Regions from separate parts of the Homo sapiens genome. Here region 1 is linked to region 2. Evidence: chromatin loops called from intact Hi-C (ENCODE). Cell type or tissue: PC-3. All regions are shown on one strand. Each heading gives the region's core, and the rest is flanking DNA. Links, peaks and the distances in the headings are about the cores only. Region 1 overlaps CNOT9 (CCR4-NOT transcription complex subunit 9). Region 2 overlaps ZNF142 (zinc finger protein 142).

Region 1 (11,555 bases), core at 2,371-10,370, 65 kb before region 2:
TTACCAGGGCAAGATGGGGTACAAGGTGCCAACTGCAAGTCACACACTGGCTCCAGTAGGGATGATGGAGTTTACTGATGGTGGTATCTGTATGACAAGACTTTGGGGAAGGTCAGCTGGAATGGGTACTGATTAATCAGGAAAGGTACTATATTGCCAGACCAGTATCTGTGAGGCCCCCTTTGGTTACTGGATTGTGGGGTCATCCAAGAGACTGGGCAGGAAACCTAACACTAAAATTTTATCCTGTGTTTCTGCTGAGCGTCTAAGGTGATGTAATATTCTAAATAAACACATACCCTATCTTCAGGTAGGAATTACATTTCCAAAAATAGTTTTTAAGTTGAGGGCCTGTTTGTGGCTGCCTAGAAAGGGCAAGTGCCTGAACAACACTGCTTTTGCTGTTGGGAAAGGAGGAAAAAAGCTACCATATTCCTTCTATCATATTGTTGCTTTAAGAGCCTATGATTGATTCCTTGAGGACCATCCCTGAAGGGAGTTACAAAACAGCTTTTAGCAGATTACTGTAAGGCACTTAAAGCTTAAGCTGCATTGTATTTCAGTCTATTTAGCAGAACAACTTGTGGTTCTTTCTGTCAGGCTAGTGAAATAGTAAAAATAAAGCTAAAAACTTACAATGAAGCTTCCATTTTTAAAAGGCCATTATTCAGATTGGGTAGAGTAAATTTGAATCCACTTCAAAGTCTATTTTATGCTTCTGATCTTCAACAAAGGCAGTTCTTTGTGTTCTTTGTCTTTACATCTGTACAATGGGTAGGTCATCATTCTGTCAAGCTAAGATCTTTTGGGAACTTATAAGTACTGTGAGAAACTGTAATATAGTTCAAAAAAGTACGGGAATATGCAACTTCATACCTTCATACCTGGTTAAATTGAGTGAGTTAATTCCTCTGAACATTAGTGATCTCATCTGCAAGTGTAGATAGCCTTCCCCCCCGCCTCCCGCTCCTTCTTTTATTTCTCATGGTTGGGGGCAATTACCTGAGAACATATTGGGCATAGAGATGGAAATCACCAGGAATTTGTTAGCAGTTTAGAGCTTAGGGGTAGCAATTATCATTTTTCTAGTCTCCCATCTTGTTTTCCAGATAAGAATAATTAAGGAACTTAACCAAGGTCACAAACATATTTGATGACTATAGAGAATTATAAAATATTCAAATTTGGGGGGAATATTGTGATTCTTTAGCATAATAATGAAAGCATGCCCTATTAAGTATGTATTTCCTACATGAGTAAGTAATGAATGGTTCTCAAAGGGATGTAGTTAGAGAATATACTGAAGAATCATTAAGAGGGAGAGCTTTTCCAAATTACAGGTTTTCTGCTCAGTTGAGGGGGGATGTCAGAATCACTGGGGAGGGACCAGTATTGGGAAGGCATAATTTTTTTTCCTCTCAAAAACTATTATATGCATATGGTTTTTTAAAAAAAGTTTATGCAAAAGGTTTTAGTGTAAACAATGAAAAGTAAGTCTCCCTGTAAATCCCCAACCTTAGAGGTAACTACAGTTAACAGTTCTTTATGTGTCCTTCTAGAAATGTTATATGTAAATGTGTAAGAATGTATATGTATTTTTTATTTTTATATGTGTGTATATTAATGGAAACATTTTATATGCTCTTCTGTAACCCTTTTATTGTTTTTACTTAGTATCAATATACAGTATATAGAGAGCTGCTTCTTTTTTTAAAGGACTACATAGTATCACATTATAAAGCTGCACCAATATTTAACCAGTCTCTTAGTGAGAGATACTTGTTTGTTTTCTGCATTTTTGTTTTTGAGACGGAGTCTCACACTGTCACCCAGGCTGGAGTGCAGTGGCGCGATCTCGGCTCACTGCAACCTCCGCCTCCTGGGTTCACACCATTCTCCTGCCTCAGCCTCCAGAGTAGCTGGGACTACAGGCGCCTGCCACCACGCCCAGCTAATTTTTTGTATTTTTAGTAGAGACACCAGTTTCACCGTGTTAGCCAGGATGGTCTCAATCTCCTGACTTCATGATCCACCTGCCTTGGCCTCCCAAAGTGCTGGGATTACAGGCATGAGCCACCACGCCTGGCCCAGTTTTCTGCATTTATTTATTTATTTATTTATTTGTTTGTTTGTTTATTGAGACAGAGTCTCACTCTGTCGCCCAAGCTGGAGTGCAATGGTGCAATCTCAGCTCACTATAACTTCCACCTCCCATGCTCAAGCGATTCTAGTGCCTCAGCCTCCTGAGTAGCTGGGACTACAGGCATGCACCACCACACCTGGCTTTTTTTTTTTTTTTTTGCTCTGTCGCCCAGGCTGGAGTGCAGTGGCGCTATCTCGGGTCACTGCAACCTCCACCTCCCAAGTTCAAGCAATTCTCCTGTCTCAGCCTCCTGAGTAGCTGGGATTACAGGCGCCCATCACCACACCCAGCTAAATTTTGTATTTTTAGTAGAGACGGGGTTTCGCCATGTTGGCCAGGCTGGTCTCAAACTCCTGACCTCAAGTGACCCACCCAACATGGCCTCCCACAGCGCTGGGATTACAGGGGTGTGCCACCGCGCCCGGCCACTTTTCTGCTTTTAAAACAGTGCAACAGTAAACATCCTGGTATGTCTTTAGCACAGCCCAATTATACCTACAGGATAAATTCCTAAACATGGAATTATCAAAGGGTATGTGTGCATTTTAGATTTTCATCAGTAACTACCAAAGAGATTGAATAGTTGACATCAAATGTATGTATTTAGAAACGCTCCCCTGGTATTCATGAAAAATATATTTCCTCTAAAACTCTGTTGCAGGGTAAGACTTGGTTTGACTCTAATAAACTGATATTTACTTTCTTGTCTTCATCTGAAGCCTGTGCCTACTACACTGGCACAAGTGGATAGAGAAAAGATCTATCAGTGGATCAATGAGCTGTCCAGTCCTGAGACTAGGGAAAATGCTTTGCTGGAGCTAAGTAAGAAGCGAGAATCTGTTCCTGACCTTGCACCCATGCTGTGGCATTCATTTGGTACTATTGCAGCACTTTTACAGGTGGGTTCATGTCCATGATTGGCAGTTCAGTTCTTTTCATTACACTTGTATATTTCTTTACCTTTGCCCAAATGATTTGAAGACTTTAGGAGGATGATTCTTTAAAAAACTGCATTTGTAAGAATCTGTTTTAGAAAGGTCTGAGGTATTTGTTAAAATGCAGATTCTTGGATCCTTACCCAAGAGATTCAATTTAGTCAGTCTGAGGTGGGCCCTATAATCTATATTTTAATAAGCACTTTCACCTCCCCCAGGTGATTGTGATGCAAGTGATCTAAGAACTACGCTTTGACGAACACCGCTTTAGGAGTACTGTAAGATAAATCTACATGACAGGGGGAGGAAGGTGGAAAGTAGAGTATAAGGACCACAAGGTACAATATATTCTATGGAAAAGAAATGGGTTTTTGGGTTTTTTTGTTTGTTTTTCTTTTTTTTTTTTTTTTGAGACGGAATCTCGCTCTGTCGCCCAGACTAGAGTGCAATGGTGCAATCCCGGCTCACTGCAACCTCTGCCTCCCGGGTTGAAGTGGTTCTCCTGCCTCAGCCTCCTGAGTAGCTGGGATTATAGGCCTGCATCACCATGCCTGGCTTTTTTTTTTTTAATTTTTAGTAGATACGGAGTTTCACCATGTTGGTCAGGCTGATCTTGAACTCCTGACCTCGTGATCCACCCACCTTGGCCTCCCAAAATGTTGAGATTACAGGCATGAGCCACCATGCCTGGCCTGGAAAGGAAATGTTGAAGGTATAACAGCTGTAGTATTAAAGGTGGGTACACTTGTACATTAAAGAATAGATAACTGAAGTTCAGTTCAAACCAGAATGGTCACTGGTGGCTAATTAACTGATATGGTACAATAACAATACCAAAATACCTAGGTAGTGGCATGATCATCCATTAAAGTATTGCCCCAAATTCCTAACAATTAGATTAACTTTTCAACTCTTAAGTAAATTCACATTCCATCTCTATTGCATTTAGCCAAGAAACTGATCTTTGTTATGGGAACGTTTTTCTATGTAAAAGTTTTACAAATAATGTAAATGGAAAATTGTAGCCAGGTGCAGTGGGTCATGCTTGTAATCCCAGCAGTTTGGCAGACTGAGTTAGGAGGATTGCTTGAGCCCAGGAGTTTGAGACCAACCTGGGCAACATGGCGAAACACCATTTCTACAAAAAATACAAAAATTAGCCAGGCTTGGTGGTACACTCCTGTAATCCCAGCTACTTGGGAAGCTGAAGTAGGAGGATCAATTGAGCCCAGGAGGTGGAGGCTGCAGTGAGCCATGATCATGCCACTGCACTCTGCCTGGATGACAGAGTGAGACCCTGTCTCAAAAAAAAAGAAAAAAAATGTAAATGGAATTGTATTGAGTAAATCATTACTTTTTGACAGATAGTGCATATATTCACTGCTGTTTATACATATCCCCACCCATTGATTCATGTCCTTACCATGTTACTACCTAACCAAATTCAAACTTCTTTATGAGTCACCGTGGTTGACTTAACACTTTCTGGCCAGTGATCTCATCACTGTAACTTAAAGCAGGATGCTAGCAAAATTATAAAAATTTGAGTATCCCTCAACTGATAGCCTCAGTAGCTGGAGAATATAAGAGGAAGTGTAGATGACTACATTTGCCTCCACAGAAATCTTCCTAGGCCGGGCGCAGTGGCTCACGCCTGAAATCCCAGCACTTTGGGAGGCCGAGACGGGCAGATCACGAGGTCAGCAGATCGAGACCATCCTGGCTAACACGGTGAAACCCCATCTCTACTAAAAATACAAAAAATTAGCTGGGCGTGGTGGCAGGCGCCTGTAGTCCCAGCTACTCTGGAGGCTGAGGCAGGAGAATGGTGTGAACCTGGGAGGCAGAGCTTGCAGTGAGTCAAGATCGTGCCACTGCACTCCAGCCCGGGTAACAGAGCGAGACTCCGTCTCAAAAAAAAAAATCTTCCTAGAGACAAATGTAGAAATGTGAGTCTCAAAAAAAAAAATCTTCCTAGAGACAAATGTAGAAATGTCTTAGCTAGTCTCAGCCAAGTAAGTTTGTGATGAAAGGATATGAGCATTATTTCTGCTCCCTCTTTGATGACTGAGTTCTTAAAAGATGCACAGAATTAAGAGCTATTTTATTTGCCTTTTTTTTTTTTTGCTTTATTACCATGGGAATTAATTTTTAGTTATTCCTTATTCATCTGATGCTGATTTCCATTTTTTAGGAAATTGTAAATATTTATCCATCTATCAACCCACCCACCTTGACAGCACACCAGTCTAACAGAGTTTGCAATGCTCTGGCATTACTGCAATGTGTAGCATCACATCCAGAAACCAGGTAAATGCTTTGGGTGAGTCACTTGGGGGAGATATACATTGAATATGGTCCTAAACGTTCTCTGAATAATAAAAGGAAGGGCATGGAGGAGAGAGAGAGAGAACGTTTGTGTGTGTGTGTGTGTGTGTGTGTGTGTGTGTGTGTGTGTCTCTCTCTCTCTCTCTCTCTCTCTCTCTCTCTCTCTCTCTCTCTCTCTCTCTCCTGGTCTTCCGGATTCTTATTTACTTTTACCCAATGAACTTTAAAGAAACAGTGTTCACATTACAGGAAAGGTATCAGGCATACAGCTACTTCTCACTCCCTGACCTGTTATTGACACTATGTCATCTGTGAGGCATAGTGCATGGCATATAAGAGGAGTTTAGTAATTATTTTTCCAGCACTTTTCCCACACTGAACCCAGATTTGACTTCAGAATCCTTCTTAACATAGCATTCTGGGCGGCCTCTATAATAGACGAGAATTGGCATGTAAGTTAAAATATTTTTGCCACCTGTCATATCTAAAAAATTAAGAAAAGGGAAATCCTGTTCAGGAATCTACTTTGTGGGCTTTTATGGCCCCAAAGGCACTTAATAGTCATCTTATTAAAGCCTTTCCTCTTTGTCAAGTTTCCTTATGAAATATGTATGCTAGGTTGGCACTGACCTTACACAGCTTTAGAGAAATTACTAAGAAAATTACTTTTAAGCACTTAACAAAAACACAAGAGTACTTTGAGTGTTAAAAATCTTGGGCGTTGGCTCTTCTACAAGGTGTAACTATAAATAATATAAAATAATAGACTGATTTCCTTATTAGTTGCCTGACTAAACTGTTTTCAGAATGGTTTGTGTATCTGAAATGCCCTAACAAAAAAAGAAGAATGTGCTTATTAAAGTATAGCAGGTAAGCCTGATAATGGCTGCTTTGTTTTGTTGTATTGGTTTGTAAGGTTTATTCGACTGCACCTGTGAATACTATTATTCAGTCATAGGTGAGGGAGATAATCTAGGACAATCTCTTGGACACTTAATAGCATTTTGTGGTCTATTTTTTAAAATCCACAATTGGATATTTTAAGTTAATCAGTTTGTAAGGTACTTTTTGCTGATTACAGGGAAAATCATGTGTTTTCTTAACCACTGTGATCTGGACTAGGGTTTTCAGCTTTGGCACCATTACCATTTGGGGCTGGATGAATCTTTGTGATGGAAAGGAGAGGGCAGGAGAGGACTGTCCTGTGCATTGTAGGATGTTTAATGGCATCTCTGGCCTCTTCCCACTGGATGCCAATAGTGCTTCATAATCCTGAGTTGTGACAATCAAAGATGTCTCCAGACATTGCCACATGTCCTCCAGGGGGCAAAATTTACCCCATTTGAGAACCATTGGTTGAGACTAATGACCAGTAACATTGTTTTCCTAAGGATTCCTTGCTCTGACAATGTTAAGGCCTTACAGAATTAACCACCTAGAAATTTGAAAGTTCAGGATCCTTAGAAATCAACCCTGGGCTGTGAATGTAATTATTGTTTTCTTCCAGGTCAGCGTTTCTCGCAGCACACATCCCACTTTTTTTGTACCCCTTTTTGCACACTGTCAGCAAAACACGTCCCTTTGAGTATCTCCGGCTCACCAGCCTTGGAGTTATTGGTAAGTTATTAGAATTGTTTTGCAAGCCTGAAATACTCACAGTAGTAGTCTAAGTTGGGTGTTTTGTCTTGCCGGTTATGATTTTTGTACACCAGTCATTCATTTTTGTCTTTGAGGTTGTCTCATTCACTAATCAATAAGTATCAGGAACATGATGACTCCTATCAAGCACTCTTCTAAGTGTTGTTAATAAGACTTTGAGATCCAACATTTGGGATTAAATTCAGCATATATGTGGAAACATTTGCTGGAATTGTAGGGAGAGTAAAGCATAAGAACTTGATTCAATATATAAAGAGTATTATTAAAGGAATAAGAGTTTAAATTTGGGACTTCTCCTCTTCCCTTCTCTCTTCTCTTCTCTTCTTTTCTTTTCTTTTCTTTCTGATAGGGTCTTGCTGTGTTACCCAGGCTGGAATTGAACTCCTAGGCTCAAGTGATCCTCCTGCCTCAGCCTCCCAAGTAATAGGGACCATGGGCACAGGCACACACCACTGTCTTTTTTTGTTTGTTTGTCTTACTTCTAATACCGGAATGCTTCGTATATCTGAAATGCCCTAAGAATATGCATGTCAAATACACTAAGCATTCTGAAAACCTGTAATTCTCCCATAACTCCAGGAATATGAATCTGTCAGTTCACCCAGTTAAATTTTTTCATCTACTTTTTTTTTAGTCTCTACTAAAAAAATAATGCAAAAATCAGCCGGGCGTGGTGGCATGTGCCTGTAGTCCCAGCTGCTGGGGAGGCTGAGGCAGGAGAATCGCTTGAACCTGGGAGGTGGAGATGCAGTGATTGCAGTGAGCCAAGATCACGCCACTGCACTCCAGCCTGGGCGGCAGAGGGAGACTCAAAAAAAAAAAATTAAATTTCCATGTACTAGCAATGAACAATAGGAAATTTATTTTTTATTTTATTTTTTTTTTTTTTTTTTGAGACAAGGTCTTGCTCTGTTGCCCACTCTTGAGTGCAGTGGCATGATCATGGCTCACTGCACCCTCAAACTCCTGGGATCACACAAATCCACCCACCTCAGCCTTGAGAAGCTGGAACCATAGGCACATGCCACCACACCTGGCTACATTTTTTTATTTTTTTGTAGACACAAGGTCTCACTTTTTGTTGCCCAGGCTTGTCTCAAACTTCTGGGCTCAAGTGGTTCTCCCACCTTGGCCTCCCAAAGTGCTGGGATTACAGATGTGAGCCACTGCACCTAGCTGAAATTTTTTTAAACTGCCATTTATAACAGCACCGAAATGTGAAAATTTGGGTATAAATCTTTAAAAATATATGCATGATCTATAACTAAAAACTACAAAACTGATTTCTAATGAAATAAAATGCAGAGATAAACCATGTTCATTGATTGGTGTATCAATGATTCAGTATTGTTAAGTTGTTCATTCTCCCCAAACTGATCTATAGATTCAGAGTAATTCCAACAAAATCCCAGCAGCACTTTTTTTAGAAATTGGCAGGCTGACTGCTATGGACTGAATTGTGTCCTCCCCAAAATTTCATGCTTTGAAACCCTACCCCCTCATGTCATGGTATTTGGAGATGGGACCTTTGAAAGATAATTAGGTTTAGATGAGGACATGGCCCTCATGAGGTTAGTATTCTTCTAAGAAGAGACACCAAAGAGCTTGTGCTCCCTCATTCGCTCTCTGCCATGTGAGGACATAGTGAGAAGCTGGCCATCTACAAGCCAGGAAGAGAGACTTTACAAGAACTATACCATACCATGCTGGCACCCTGATCTCAGCTTTTTTTTTTTTTTTTGTGAGACAGATTCTTGCTCTGTTGCCCAGGCTAGAGTGCAGTGGCATAATTTTGGCTCACTGCACCCTCCGCCTCCTGGGTTCTAGCAATTCTTCTGCCTCAGCATCCCGAGTAGCTGGGACTACAGGTGCGTGCCACCACACCCGGCTAATTTTTGTATTTTTAATAGAGACAGGGTTTCACGATGTTGGCCAGGCTGGTCTTGGAACTCCTGACCTCAGGTGATCCAGCTGCCTCAGCCTCCCAAAGTGCTGTGATTACAGGTGTGAGCCACTGTGCCCAGCCTGATCTCAGACTTTCAGCTGCTAGAACTATGAGACAATAAATTTCAGTTGTTTAAGCCACCAGTCTATGGTATTTTGTTATGGCAGCCTTCTAATAGACTGATCCTAAGATTTATATGGAAAGCCAAAGGAACTAGAATATCCAAACATTTCTTTAAAAGAACAAAGTTGGAAGACATATACTACCTGAGTTCCACACCTACTGGAAAAATATAGTAGTCAAGGCAGTGTAATACTGGAGAAAAGAAAGATTTACAGACCATTGGAGCAGAATGAAGAGTCCAGAAATAGACCCACACATATATGGTCAGTTGATTTTTGACAAAGGTACAAAGACAATTTAGTGCAGAAAGCTTTTTTTTTTAGAGAGAGTCTGTCACCCAGACTAGAGTGCAGTGGTGCAATCTCAGCTCACTGTAACCTGTACAGGTTCAATTGATTCTCCTGCCTCAGCTTCCCGAGTAGCTGGGATTACAGGAGCCTGCCACCATGCCTTGCTAATTTTTGTATTTTTAGTAGAGACGGGGTTTCACCATGTTGGCCAGGCTGATCTTGAACTCCCGACCTCAAGTGATCTGCCCGCCTCGGCCTCCCAAAGTGCTGGGATTACAGGTGTGAGCTACTGCGCCGCCCTCTTCCTTTTTTTTTTTAATACGAGTGTGAATCTGATTCCTTTAACAAACCCCAGTTTGTGTTCTGTTATTTAAGTTCACAACTCACTGGATAAACAGTTCGAAGTTAATGTTAACTGGAAACCCTAACTGTAAAATAATTTTGTTTGTCCTTATTTTCTTTAGGGGCCCTGGTGAAAACAGATGAACAAGAAGTAATCAACTTTTTATTAACAACAGAAATTATCCCTTTATGTTTGCGAATTATGGAATCTGGAAGTGAACTTTCTAAAACAGTATGTACTTTTAACTTAGATTTTACATTGTGTTGACTCTTAAGCTGCTTCCTTATGGTCCTGGGATCATTTTCTCTCTTCAAGCTTTTGAAATTTGTATGAATATTTTCTGTTTTGAATAAAAATTATTATGAAACAATTATTGAAAAACCCAAACCATTCAGAAGAAAATCAAGTTAAACACTAAATTTCTTTTCTCCAAACCCACATCTCACTCCACAGGTAAATTCTAAGTATATTATTACGGTTTCATTTTTTTAATTTTAAAATTTCAATCCTGCTCCTTCTATAACCGGGCTTTTTTAAAATACATAATCAATTATATGTACTTGAGCTTCTGCTTACTATGTACTTTAACCATGAATGACAACATGACAAGGTACAGAATTCTTACTCATTGTACAGAATTCTTACCTCATTGTTCTGTCTCAGACCTCCATTGCCATAGTCCTTTTGTCTTCTAACATTGAATATTGCAGAGAAGTCTCAGGGTCAGCCTAATTCTTTCCTTTTTTAGGTGAACTTACTTTTTTGTGTGGTTACCTACAAGTGTCTTTTATTATTTTTAAAGTTCATTTGATAATCATATATCTTTTTTTTTTTTTTTCTCTGAGATGGAGTCTTGCTGTGTCACCCAGGCTGGAGTGCAGTGGTGTAATCTCAGCTCATTGCAACCTCCGCCTCCCGGGTTCAAGCAGTTCTCCTGCCTCAGCCTCCCAAGTAGCTGGGACTACAGGCATGTGCCACCATACCCAGCTAATATTTGTATTTTTAGTAGAAATGGGGTTTCACTATATTAACCAGGCTGGTGTTGAACCCCTGACCTCAGGTGATCCGTCCGCCTCAGCCTCCCAAAGTGCTGGGTTTACAGTCATGAGCCACTCCACCCGGCCTTTTTTTTTTTTTTTTTTTTTTTTTTGAGATGGAGTGATGTAATCTCAGCTCGCTGCAACCTCCACCTATCAGGTTCAAGCAATTCTTCTGCCTCAGCCTCCCACGTAGCTGGGACTACAGGCACACACCACCACTCCTGGCTAATTTTTTTTTTTTTGTATTTTTAGTAGAGATTGGGTTTTGTCATGTTGGACAGGCTGGTCTTGAACTCCTGACCTCAGATGATCCGCCCACCTTGGCCTCCCAAAGTGCTGGGATTACAGGCGTGAGCCACCTCACCCAGCCTCAATTTTTTTCTGAAAGAGCATATTACTTGTGTCTTTTTTGTTGATTTGTATATTTTTCTCTTTTATTCGTTCAAGTCTCTTGGTTCAACATCAGTTATGCTCTATTATCTGTCTTTCATATTTTTTTCTCTAATCACTTTCAATTTTTAAATTTCATATTATTTGATTTTTTTCAAGGTTACTTTTCCATACTGCTGACAATTTTGGGTAGTATTCAACCTCTGCTCTAAAATTTGCCTTGTCACATTAAATTACTTTTTTAGTCTAACAAATATTTTATTCTTGAGTTGGGTGTAAGCAGGTATAATGATTTTTTTGGCTTTTTACTTTTAAATATATATATATGGAATGCTTCATGAATTTGTGTATTATCTTCG
Region 2 (11,555 bases), core at 2,408-10,407:
TCTCCAGACTCCTCGAGGGGGCAGCCCCGGATCTGGTGAGTCCTCAGAGCCCGTTCCTGCTGGCAGCTAAAGGGACATGTAGGGCAGGAGAAGCGAGCCCCCTTCTGCTTTTGAACCAGAACTGTATCCCCATCACCAGAGCTGGACTCTGTACTCCCATTCTTCGGGGGAGCAGAGTCCCCATTGCTCAACGGGGACACATCAGGCTGGGTCTGGGGGGTCCCTCGTTTTCCTCCCCCGCCACGTCCCCCCCTGCAGCCTTCAGCCACGTGAGAGGTAATAGAGGAGAGCCGGGAACAAAGGAATGGGCAGGAGTTGCAGTGAAACTTGCCCTGCTCAAAGCGGTGCTTCTTCAGGGCCTCTGTGGGTGAGGAGTTTCCTGCAGGAGGGACTGGGTCAAGGTGGTGCTTCTTAGGGGCCTCCGTGGGTGAGGAGTTTCCTGCAGGAGGGACTGGGTCAAAGCAGTGCTTCTTAGGGGCCTCTGTGGGCAAGGAGTTTCCTGCAGGAGGGACTGGGGAACCAGAGACTGTGGCAAGAGGCTCTTCTGTTTCTTCTGGCTCCCTGGGAAGCTCCAAAGGAGCATCTTTTGGAAGCAGTAGCTCTGCTTCTTGTGATGCAGGTGGGGGCTTCCCACTTTCTGTGTCCTCTGAGGCCTGGGTACCTGGGAGCACAGGTTGCAGAGGGATGGGTGAATCTGGTCTGGGCAAGCCCTTGTTCTTTCTGAGTAGAACAGGGCACTTCTTCAGCAGGTGGGTGCTGAGGCCGCGTTGTTGCTTGAAGCTAGCCCCACACTCGGGGCACAGCAGGGGCTCTCGGCGGCCTTGGCACCCAGTCCTGGAGTGCAGATTCAGGGCCTTCTCCCGGCGAGTGATAAAAGGGCAGTGTGGGCAGCGGAAGGCTCGCCCCTCTCCCTGGATCACTACCATCTGCACCCGCCCCTCTAGCACCAATGCCTCTGCTTGTTCTTTGTCCTGTCTCCTTAGGGCCTTGAGTAATGACTCTGACTCAGGTAATGGGGGCAAGGGTGCTGTCTCAGCAGGTGGAGTTGTCTTGAAGGTTCCTACCCAGTTGTTAGGAGCCTCCTCTAAGGATGGAGGATTTGTGGAGGGCTCAGACACTGGCTTTTCCAGAAGGGGATTTTCTTCAGCACTCAAGTCAGAAGTCCCAATACCTTCAAAGCTAGATAGCTCTGGTCCTTCCAGTCCATCTGGCCCTTCCAGTCCCAGGGGCCTGAACTCCATAGGGGCTGTTTCAGTGACCTCCTCAAGGGGTGGCTCAGTCACAGACTCCAGCTCTACTCCCAGGGCCTCTAGGTGTAGTGTGCAGCTGCCCTCCTCCACCTCTGCTGGGCTGGGACTGCCACCCAGGTCACCCCCATGGGGAGCCTCACTGCCCTCCTGTCTTCCAGTGTTGACCTCCTCACTCATCTCTGGCAGGGCCTGGTCCAAGCTGGGGTCCACCACAGTCCCAGGTTCGTGACCTGGCCCCTCAGGTCGGGCTGACAGCTGGTTTGAGGGCTCTGAATCTGGTGGGGGTGTTGGGCCCTGCATGGCCCCTTCTGGCTCCTGGCTTGCATAGCGGAGCTGCCAGGCCTGGTCTCCAGGTACATAGCCATGGGCCTTGCGTTTATGGAACAAGAGTGTGGTGTTGCTGAAGGTGCGGTAGTCACAGAGGGCACAGTGGAACTCACGGAGGCGGGTATGCTTGCAGTTCTCATGGCTCAGCACAGCCTGCTTGTGGCGGCTCTGGTAACTGCAGTAGTGGCAAGGGTAGAGTGGGGCCGGTGTGCCAGGGTGGTGCTGGGAAGCCATGTGCTTCTGCAGCTCATACTTCCGCTTGCAGGCGAAGGCACACACCTCACACATCAGAGACTTGCCCTGATGCCGCAGCTTGTGGCTGCTCAGCTGATCAGCCCGGTGACAGCGATAGGAGCACTGGTTGCACTGATACCTGGCAAGGAGGGAAAGGGGGAGGCAATCACAATAATTAATCACAACAACTAAGAATCAGTCAGTAAATACTTACTGTGGGCCAGGCTCTGCACTCAGTATCATACATGTGTCACCTGATGTAACCCTCCTTTTCACTACCCTATGAAACTGGTATCTCTATTTTCCAAGTGAGAAAAACTAAATCACAGAAGTTAATAATTTGCCTAAGGTTGGTTACAAAGTAAGCCAGGAGCAGAGACAGCCTAGCTTCAGGGCCTGTGTTCTAAGCCCTATTCTGTACTGCCTTCCTAAAAGAAAGTAATCATGAATCAGCATGACCCACTGTAGACTTCCAAGGAACTGACGTGGCTACAACTCCACAGGGCAGGTTTCTGTGCCTCATTTCCCTTCTCCCACAGAGGCATGACAGGTCTAGAAACCCCTTAGCCAGCTGTGCCATAGGTCAGAGAACTTGCCTGGATTTGGAAGTGGCAAGATTGGGGCATGAATATAGTGTCTATCCACTTTCCCAGGGCCAAACTCTGAGAACTCAAGTGACACCTTAGTCTCTAGGCCTATACTGTAGGTCTATACTCCCTTCCCAGAGCCCAGAGAGTGCTCGCTATGTGACTGAGCCACAGTCACAGAGGCCAGCTGTAGGCAATGGAGTTGAGACAGTGGGAACAGAGAAGGGTGTTAGGAAAAGACTCTCTTTTTTCTTTCCTTTTCTTTTTTGAAACAGAGTCTTACTCTGTCACCCAGGCTGGAGTACAGTGGTGCAATCTTGGCTCATTGCAACCTCCACCCCCCGGCTCAAGCGATTCTAGTGCTTCAGCCTCCCAAGAAGCTGGCATTACAGGCGTCTGCTACCATGCCCAGCTAATTTTTGTAGTTTTAGTAGAGATGGGGTGTTGCCCAGATGGCCTTGAACTCCCAAGCTCAAGCAATTTGCCCGCCCCGGCCTCTCAAAGTGCTGGGATTACAGGTGTGAGCCATTGCACCCGGCCTTAGGAGGAGACTCTCCAGGGACCGGAGAAAGAAATAGGGCCAGAAGTTAGATCCGAGAGGAAGCTAGCTTGGCTAAGATTCTTGGGATTGGGACGGAGGCCTATGTGTGTGTTGTACCTGAGGTCCCCTGCATGTTTTCGCATGTGCACACGGAGGTAGTGCTTCCACTTGGTGACATAGCCACATTCAGTGCACATGTAATCCTTGGTGTTGGAGTGGGTCAGCATGTGCTTGGATAGGTAGCTCACGTCTCGGCATGTGAAGTCACACAGCTCACACTTGTGGGGCTTCTCACCTTATATGGGGGATGCGGATGAAGGGAGAGAACACAGGTCAGATACAGATCAAGTGGACAGACCATTTCTTCCAGCAAGCCTGCCCTGATGCCAGGGAGGAACAACAGCTTCATGTGCTACCTGAGATGGTGAAAACCTCACAATAATAAAGGGCTGCTTCAGGGCCCTCTCAGACAACTACTCCCCCAACTCCCACACCAGTGAAGATGGGAAGAAAGTAAAGACCAAGCTTTTCTTTTTTTTTTTTAAATTGAGACAGAGTCTCAATCTGTCGCCCAGGCTGGAGTGCAGTGACGCTACCTCAGCTCACTGCCAAGCTCGGCTGCCCGGGTTCAAGCAATTCTTGTGCCTTAGCCTCTCGAGTAGCTGGGATTACAGGTGCCCGCCACCACGCCCAACTAATTTTTTTGTATTTTTAGTAGAGATGGGGTTTCACCATGTTAGCCAGGCTGTTCTCGAACTCCTGACCTTAGGTGATCCGCCCGCCTTGGCCTCCTAAAGTGTTGGGATTACAGGCGTGAGCCACCGTGCCCACCCCAAGCTTTTCAAAACTAGCTTAAAGTCCACTCTTGATTTGTTTTACAGCTTGCTGTCACTATGGTCAACTACTCAGCCTAATTTTTCTGTTTTCTAGAACAAAAGGAAAAATAAATGAGACAACAGAACAGAATGGTCAAGAATTCTGATCTGAAGTCCAACACAGTAATAAAAATATTAACAGCCAACATGAACAAAGTTCTTATTATGTGACTAGCACTCTTCTGAGCACTTTGTAAAAAAATTCCTCCTCTCGGCCGGGCATGGTGGCTCACGCCTGTAATCCCAGCATTTTGGGAGGTCGAGGCAGGTGGATCATGAGGTCAGGAGATCGAGACCATCCTGGCTAACACGGTGAAACCCTGTCTCTACTAAAAATACAAAAAATTAGCTGGGCATGGTGGTAGATGCCTGTAGTCCCAGCTACTCGGGAGGCTGAGGCAGGAGAATGGCGTGAACCCAGGAGGTGGAGCTTGCAGTGAGCCGAGATTGGGCCACTTTACTCCAGCCTGAGCAACAGAGCCAGACTCCATCTCAAAAAAAAAAAAAGCCTCCTCCCCTCAAATTTTCAGAACATCCTTAAGAGGCAGGTGCTATTATCACCCTCATTTTACAGATAGGGAAACAGAGGCACAGAGAAATCATAGAGCCATTAAGTGGTAGTTTAAATCCTAGTTGACTACCATGTGGGTTTGAGCAGTCTGTTTCCTTGCCTCCAAAAGGTTGGTATAAAGATTATATGAAATGTCCCAAAGCTGTCAGTGATACTCAGTGAGAACTCAAAGGTGAGCTGTCCATATTGATGGTCAAGACCTGGCACTGACAGGCTGGGGGCCAGGTTCCTTCAAGACCCCTCCTTGTTGTCCCTGCCCACTCACCCAGACCCCTTCCCTATGGTGAAAAGGCTAGCAATGTGGTATTCTGGTTCTAACACTATCTGTGTGATCTTAAAGTAGGTCTCAGAGTTTGTCTCTTTTCTCATCTTTATCTGCCTTACTTAAAAGATTAAGCCTTTTGGAAAGACCTCAGAAACATGAGATTTTGTGACTAAAGCATGTACAGGAATGAGTTCAGTGAGAATGGCTTTGTCCCAGGATGCCTACAATTTTTTCTCCCAAACCAGTGTCTTTGATGAAAATTCTAAAAATGTCCTGTCAATCCACTGATGTTGATATAGAGATCACAAATGGGATGATGCTGTAGCAGGAAGCTTGGTTTGGTTGTTACCTAAAGCATCAAGAATGCTAGAAGACAGTTACGAGTGCGAGTTAAACATCTGCAACTTCCAGGTCACTGGAGGTGATCTTTTTCAGTGTCATGGATGCCCAAGTTATAGAAGGCCATATGCGTGTGGATGGCTCAGTCCCCTCGCCCGTCTCTCTTAGCATATCCCAAAACATGAATTGCAAAGTAAGGTATTTGTCCTGGTTTAGGTTTCTTCAGGCTTGGTGTTAACCCACTCAAGCCTGACTAGGGGTGGGCAGAACTGGACAAGGGCTTAAGAGCGAGGCACAGCACCACAGTGGTTAGAGCACAGGCTCTGGAATCAGACTGCATGGATTCAAATCCTAGCTCTACTACTTTACTAGCTAAATGACACTCAACTTAAGGCTCATTTGTAAACTTGGAATGCTAGATCTATCTCTAGGAATTTTGGGTCAAATGAGAAAACGTATGCAAGACCCTTTGTAGCCAGTATCACCACCATCATTATTACAACATTATTTTAAGGATGGAAACCATCCTACCCGTATGTAGAAGCATGTGTCGGATGAGCACCCTCTTGTGGGCAGTGGCAAAGTTGCACTCAGGACACTGGTGGATCTTTTCATGAGCATGCATCTTGCCTACATGATCCTGGTAAGCCACTGGGTTGAAGGTGGCAAAGGGGCAGAAGGTGCAGCGCAGCTCTTCACTGCCAGGGTGGCCCTGCTTCTTGTGTTTACGGAATAGGTGCTTATTGGAACAAGCAAAATCACAGTGGGGGCAGTGGAAGGCGTAGTGACTCTTGTGGTGGGCCTCCATGGCTTCGGCTGTGGCAAAGAGCATGGGACATGAGTGATGGCGGCACTCCACAGCCCGCACCCCATGGGTCTCCTTCAGGTGCTTAATGAAGGCCTTGCGGTCGGGTGCTGCATAGCTGCAGCCCTCCTGAAAGCAGCGAAGGGGTAATGGCTCTGCTGCGGCTGCTGCCGTGTGGCTCTTGAGGTGCTCCTTTAGGGCCTGGCTGAGGCGGAATTCCTCACGGCAGACAGGACAGGCATAGGTGTCTGAGTAGAAGTTGGAAATATCTTCATGCATGCTGGCCATGTGGCGGTTGAGTGCATTCCTCTCCACCGCACTGTAGTGGCACAGTGGGCAGTGGTGGGCCTTTTCACCCAGCTCCCGCAGCAGATGGGTCTTGAGCTTGCTCTTACTGGTGAAGAACTTCTGGCAGTTAGGGCACTGGAGGCTGGGGTCTGGGAAGTGGAGATGCAGGTGCTCCACCAGATGAGTCCGCTTCTTAAAGCAGCGCTTACACTCTGGACACATATGGGTCTTGAAGAGGGACTCGGTGCCAGAGACCACATCCCCTGGGAAAGGGAATACAGAGAGTTGAGAGAGTGAGATTTTTCTGGGGAAAGCCAGATAATGGGAGAACCACAATTTGCTCAGACACAAACGATGTGTGGCCTCTCTGCAGGAAACCAAGCAAAAGGGTCTCAAATACTGTAGTCTCAAAAAAGGGTGAGAAACTCAAGTTTTAAGAGAAGCAAAATCACAAGGGCTTCTCAGGCCTTGCTGTGACAGCCTGTTTGAAGTGCTTTACTCAGCTACCTGCTCTTCTTGAGCCTTTGTTTAGAGCTGCTTAAAATAATCTGAATGGAGCATTCTTGTTCTTTCCTGCCTTGTTCTATGGGGGCAGGCAGAAGCATCGGCAAGATTAGTTAGAAGGAAAAGAGCCCCCAAGGGGGTGAGCCAAAAGAAGGTACAGTACTCTTACTGGCTCACAGGCTCTAGATAATAATGAAGTTGGTAATAAATACAACCCAATCTTTCTTATTCACTTGATAACTATGCTCCTTGTGGGATGACTTTCAAATATTCTACTGAGGTGAAAAACTGGGAAGCAAAGATTCAGAAAAAAGTATTTGAGGGCTCAGTGCCAGACAAAATAGGCTGCTGATCATCAATAACTTCTGGCATCTCTATATGATGAAGATCACCTCCTGCTTCCCTGCTAGAGTTTTCTGCCTGAGGAAAACCAGCCCAGTGAAGCAAACTCGATTTACCCCAATGCTATATTACTAAAGTCTTTACCATTCACTCATTTATCATTTTCCCACTAGACCTTGACTTTTGAGTCAAGGTAGAACAGAATAAAAGGATCCGAACCAAAGCTCAGAAAACAAACCCCAGAGCCTCAATGGCAGGGTTTCAACAATCCATTCTTCCCCACCACCAAGGGCTTCAAGCCTCAGAATGTCATTACCTTCCAGCCGCTGAGCCCCTTGGCCTTTATCCACAGCCTTTTGGGAGTCCTTCTGGGTGTCACTCTTCTCTTCTTTCTCTACATTCTCCTCTTCAGCTGTCTCCTGCCCAGGCAAGGGTGTACCTGCTTCCTGTGAAGGTTCTCTCTCTCCTGGAGGCAGTTTGGGAGCTGGAGATACATAAAACTTGATAAAGTCTACAGGAGCCAATAACAGCACTAAATGCTTATACTTCTCTACCTACTGGCTGAAATAATCACCCTCTCCCACTTTTAGCATAAGGAGATCTTGGGTTTTATGTATAAATGTATTTCCACTCAAGATGAAAATAGGAGGACGAAGAGCTAAGTTATTAGCAATGTTCCAGTCTAAAGTAACTCAAACCTCAGAGAGCACCACTTTCAGACTCCATGAAGCTGACAGCAGCGAGGTCATTGAGGTCATAGGGGGCTGAAAGTAGAGAATGGGTAGACTGCAATTCCTTCTCTTATCAGAATTCTGGCCTCTCCTGGCCCGTTTTCTCTGTTTCCTCCTGCTCCTCTGCTCTCTCATGCTTTTTTGGGACCAAGAAGAATGACAACTACTAAAACGCCGTCTCCCTTGAAAGTTCCTAAGTTCCTTTCTTTACTTCTTTTTTTTTTTTTTTTTGAGACAGGGTCTTACTCTGTCATCCAGACTGAAGTGCAGTGCTGCAATCTTGGCTCACTGCAACCTCCACCTCCTGAGCTCAAGTGATCCCCCACCTCAACCTCCCGAGTAACTGGGACTACAGACATGTACCACCACACCCAATTTTTGTATTTTTTGTAGAGACAGCATTTCACCACATTGCCCAGGCTGGTCTTGAACTCCTGGGCTCAAGGGATCCATCCACCTTGGCCTCTCAAATTGTTGGGATCACAGGCATGTGCCACAGTGCCCAGCCCAAAGGGTTATTTCCTTTTTAAAATAACCCTGGCTTCTACTGCCCAATCCCCAGTTGCTCTAAAGGAAAGTCTACAGGCATTCTATCAGTGGCCATAGCCAATGATGGTCATTTTCACTTTAGCTCTCAGAAAGTTGTGAAATGGATCATTAGAGAATATTGGTTAAGTAACTTCAGGCCACACGTAGCCTAAGCCAACTTTCACTCATTGTCACAAACAAAGACTTCCTCTTTGTCCCATATATTCCAACTGTTTCAAGATGCCTTCCCATGTCATCCAGTAACTCCATCCTCCTGAGCCACTGTCTAGATTCTCTTATATTCATGTACATTCATGGCCTTGGAAACAACTGCCTCTCCTATAAGATCAACTGTGGCTGAACTCCAGGAGAGGAACTGCTTGGCCCTTGGCCTCATACCTGGCAGCAGCTCCTGGGATGGAAGGCCCTGAACGGCAGAAAGTTCTCCCTGTGTCCCAGCACCATGGCTCCGCTGATGCTGCCGGAAGAGTTTGACGTTGGAGCCTATGAAGCTGCAGTGGCTGCAGTGGAAAGGGTAATGCGCCTGCCGGTGCAGCTCCATGCCCTGCTGGCTCCCGAAAAGCAGGGGGCAGCCCCGGAAAGAACAGGGCACAGGAACTGCTCTGTGAGTCTGCCTCAGGTGGTGCTGCAGACCCTTGCGATCTTCAGCAGAGAACACACAGCCAGATTCTGGGCAGGAGAAGGTGTCAGGAGTGCCCCGGTGAATCTTGAAGTGGCTCTTCAGGGCCTGGGGTTGGGCAAACTCCTGTCTACACACAGGGCATGATAGGGGGCTAACTGGCGGGCTCTGGCCCTGCAGAGGGCCAGGGAGGGTTGGGTTGCTGGGAGGCAGCTCTACAGAGCATGGGGGGCTAGAGAGGCCCTGCACAGGCTGTATATGGGTCTCACTGCACTGGTGCAGGGCCAGCAGAGTGGGCTCTGCGAAGCTCTGTTCACAGCGCTCACAGAAGTACACCTCCACCACCTTTACCAGGACACCTGCAGGCAGAGGACCGACAGAGAAAGGCATAGAATCAGATGGAACAAGACTCATAGGAGTTAGTTACTAGTAGAAAATGTAGGTGAATCTTTTAATATTCGTAGAGTACAGATGGACTTTAAGTCTGGTCCTACACCTGGACTGTAGGCCCCATAAGGTCAGGGACCATCTATCTGGCACGTGTGTTTGGATTCCTAGCACAATACTTGGCACAAGATAGGTGCTTAATAAATATTTGTTAAATGAGTGAACAAGCAAGCAAATCCAGAAAGCATTAAGACAGTATATTTTGCCCAAGTGAAAACCAGAAACTTCCAAAAGAAAATGACAAACTAGGGATAATATCTGCAATATAAATGGTTAAGAGCTTTACTTTCAAATTCTGTAAAGAGCTTTACAAAGGCACAGGAATGGATAAAATGGAGAATATCCTTCTGAAAATAATTATTATTCTCCATAATAATTGCTGCCGTTTTAAAAGCAATGGGCAAGACTTTGATAAAGAAAGGCTTAATAAACGCTCTCATTTGGTCCTCCAACAGCCCTATGACAACAAGGTCCTGAGATTCTACGAGATTAAGACTACTATGTTTATTAGTGGTAGAGCCATGACTCAAGGCCAGGTTTGTCCTACATTTATTCTGCTGGTCTGTTTGCTCTTTATTGTTTTTTTTGTTGTTAAAAAAAAAAATTTCAGGGCCAGGTGCAGTGGCTCACGCCTGTAATCTTGGCACTTTGGGAGGCTGAGACAGGAGGATCATGAGGTCAGGAGATCGAGACCATCCTGGCTAACATGGTGAAAACCCGTCTCTACTAAAAATACAAAAAATTAGCCAGGCGTGGTGGCACGCACCTGTAGTCCCAGCTACTCAGGAGGCTGAGGCAGGAGAATCGCTTGAACATGAGAGGTGGAGGTTGCAGTGAGCCGAGATTGCCCACTGCACTCCAGCCTGGCCAAGAGAGAGACTCTGTCTCAAAAAAAAAAAAAATTTCAGGCCGGGCCTAGTGGCTCACACCTGTAATCCCAGCATTTTGGAAGGACGAGGTGGGTGGATCACCTGAGGTTGGGAGTTTGAGACCAGCCTGACCAACATGGCGAAACCCCGTCTCTACTAAAAATACAAAATTAGCTGGGCATGGTGGCGCATGCCTGTAATCCCAGTTACTCAGGAGGCTGAGGCAGGAGAATCGCTTGAACCTGGGAGGTGGGTTGCAGCGAGCCAAGATCACGCCATTGCACTGCAGCCTGGGTGACAAGAGTGAAACTCTATCTCAAAAAAAAAAAAAAATTTCAGTGCAACATCTAAAATGATACATAAGTATACAAAGGAAGAATAACCACCCAGCACCTTCACACGCACAATTTGGTGTGTTTCTTTTTGACCCTTTTCTTTCCACTTGCTATATATCAAAGATATTTTTATCTTTGAGTACATTTACATCTAGTTTGTACTTTCTTATCCAGTTCATGTTTTTTCCAGAGCATGAACAAATCAAAACGAAATTCTGCCCTTGCTTCCCTGGGGACCAAAAAAATAAAAATAATTTTTTTGGCTGGTGGTGGGGGAAACAAGGTCTCTCTCTGTCACCCAGGCTGCAGTGCAGTGGTGGTGTGATCACAGCTCACTGCAGCCTTGACCTGCTGGGCTCAAGTGATTCTCCCACCTCAGCCTCCTGAGTAGGTGGGACTACAGGCATCACCATTCCTGGCTAATTTTAAATTTTTTTGTAGAGATGGGGTCTCCCTATGTTGCCCATTCTAAAAATAATTTTAAAAAATAAATTGTGCCGTTACTGATGGACATTTGGGCTGTTTCCAACCATTACAAATAAAGCACCCCTATATATCCTCATCCTTGCTCTGGCCACTGTAATTCCGGTGTCTTTGTGCATTCCTACAGTGGAATTAGTGGTCAGAGTATGCAAATTGTAAAATTTGCTATGTAGCTAAATTGACCTTCAAAAGATTATACTAATTTGTATCTCCATAAGCTGTAACATAGTGTTTCCTATAGCCTCATCAACACTAGGTATTATTAAAAATGTTTAATTTATGCCAAAATGCATCTCCTTTTTTTTTTTTGAGACAGAATCTCGCTTTGTTGTCCAGGCTAGGGTTCAGTGGTGCGATCTTGGCTCACTGCAACCTCCGCCTCTCGGGTTCAAGCAATTCTCCTGCCTCAGCCTCCTGAGTAGCTGGGATTACAGGTGCCCACCACCATGCCAGCTGATTTTTTGTATCTTAGCAGAGGTGGGGTTTCACCATCTTGCCCAGGCTGGTCTCAAACTCCTGAGCTCAGGCAACTGCCTGTCTCGGCCTCCCAAAGTGCTAGGATTATAGGCATGAGCCACCATGCCCAGCCACATC

The links. Peaks named below come from ENCODE experiments on the same cell type or tissue, not always from the same donor. Only the 100,000 strongest peaks of a DNase experiment are listed, where the experiment ranks them.
Region 1: it touches region 2 in a loop (3-fold over the local background); 21 of 110 quality-filtered maps call a loop at or near these places.

What each region holds. Positions count from the first base shown.
Region 1 is chr2:218,577,699-218,589,253 of GRCh38, forward strand. CNOT9 (CCR4-NOT transcription complex subunit 9) reads left to right here. Exons shown (of 8, transcript NM_005444.3): 2 at 2,863-3,042; 3 at 5,273-5,388; 4 at 6,914-7,023; 5 at 9,888-9,997. It also overlaps the pseudogene RNU6-136P. Among named protein-coding and RNA genes, the nearest start is that of CNOT9, 15 kb to the left of the region's middle. RefSeq lists an enhancer at 1-414. In PC-3, for the core only: a CTCF peak has its summit at 6,767 (motif pointing right); a DNase peak (open chromatin) is centred at 4,553; H3K4me3 peaks cover 604 bases; H3K27ac peaks cover 3,456 bases.
Region 2 is chr2:218,643,115-218,654,669 of GRCh38, forward strand. ZNF142 (zinc finger protein 142) reads right to left here. Exons shown (of 11, transcript NM_001379659.1): 5 at 8,587-9,186; 6 at 7,245-7,412; 7 at 5,521-6,345; 8 at 3,057-3,234; 9 at 1-1,950. Among named protein-coding and RNA genes, the nearest start is that of ZNF142, 11 kb to the right of the region's middle. In PC-3, for the core only: CTCF peaks have their summits at 5,537 (motif pointing left) and 5,738; a DNase peak (open chromatin) is centred at 5,567; H3K27ac peaks cover 1,599 bases.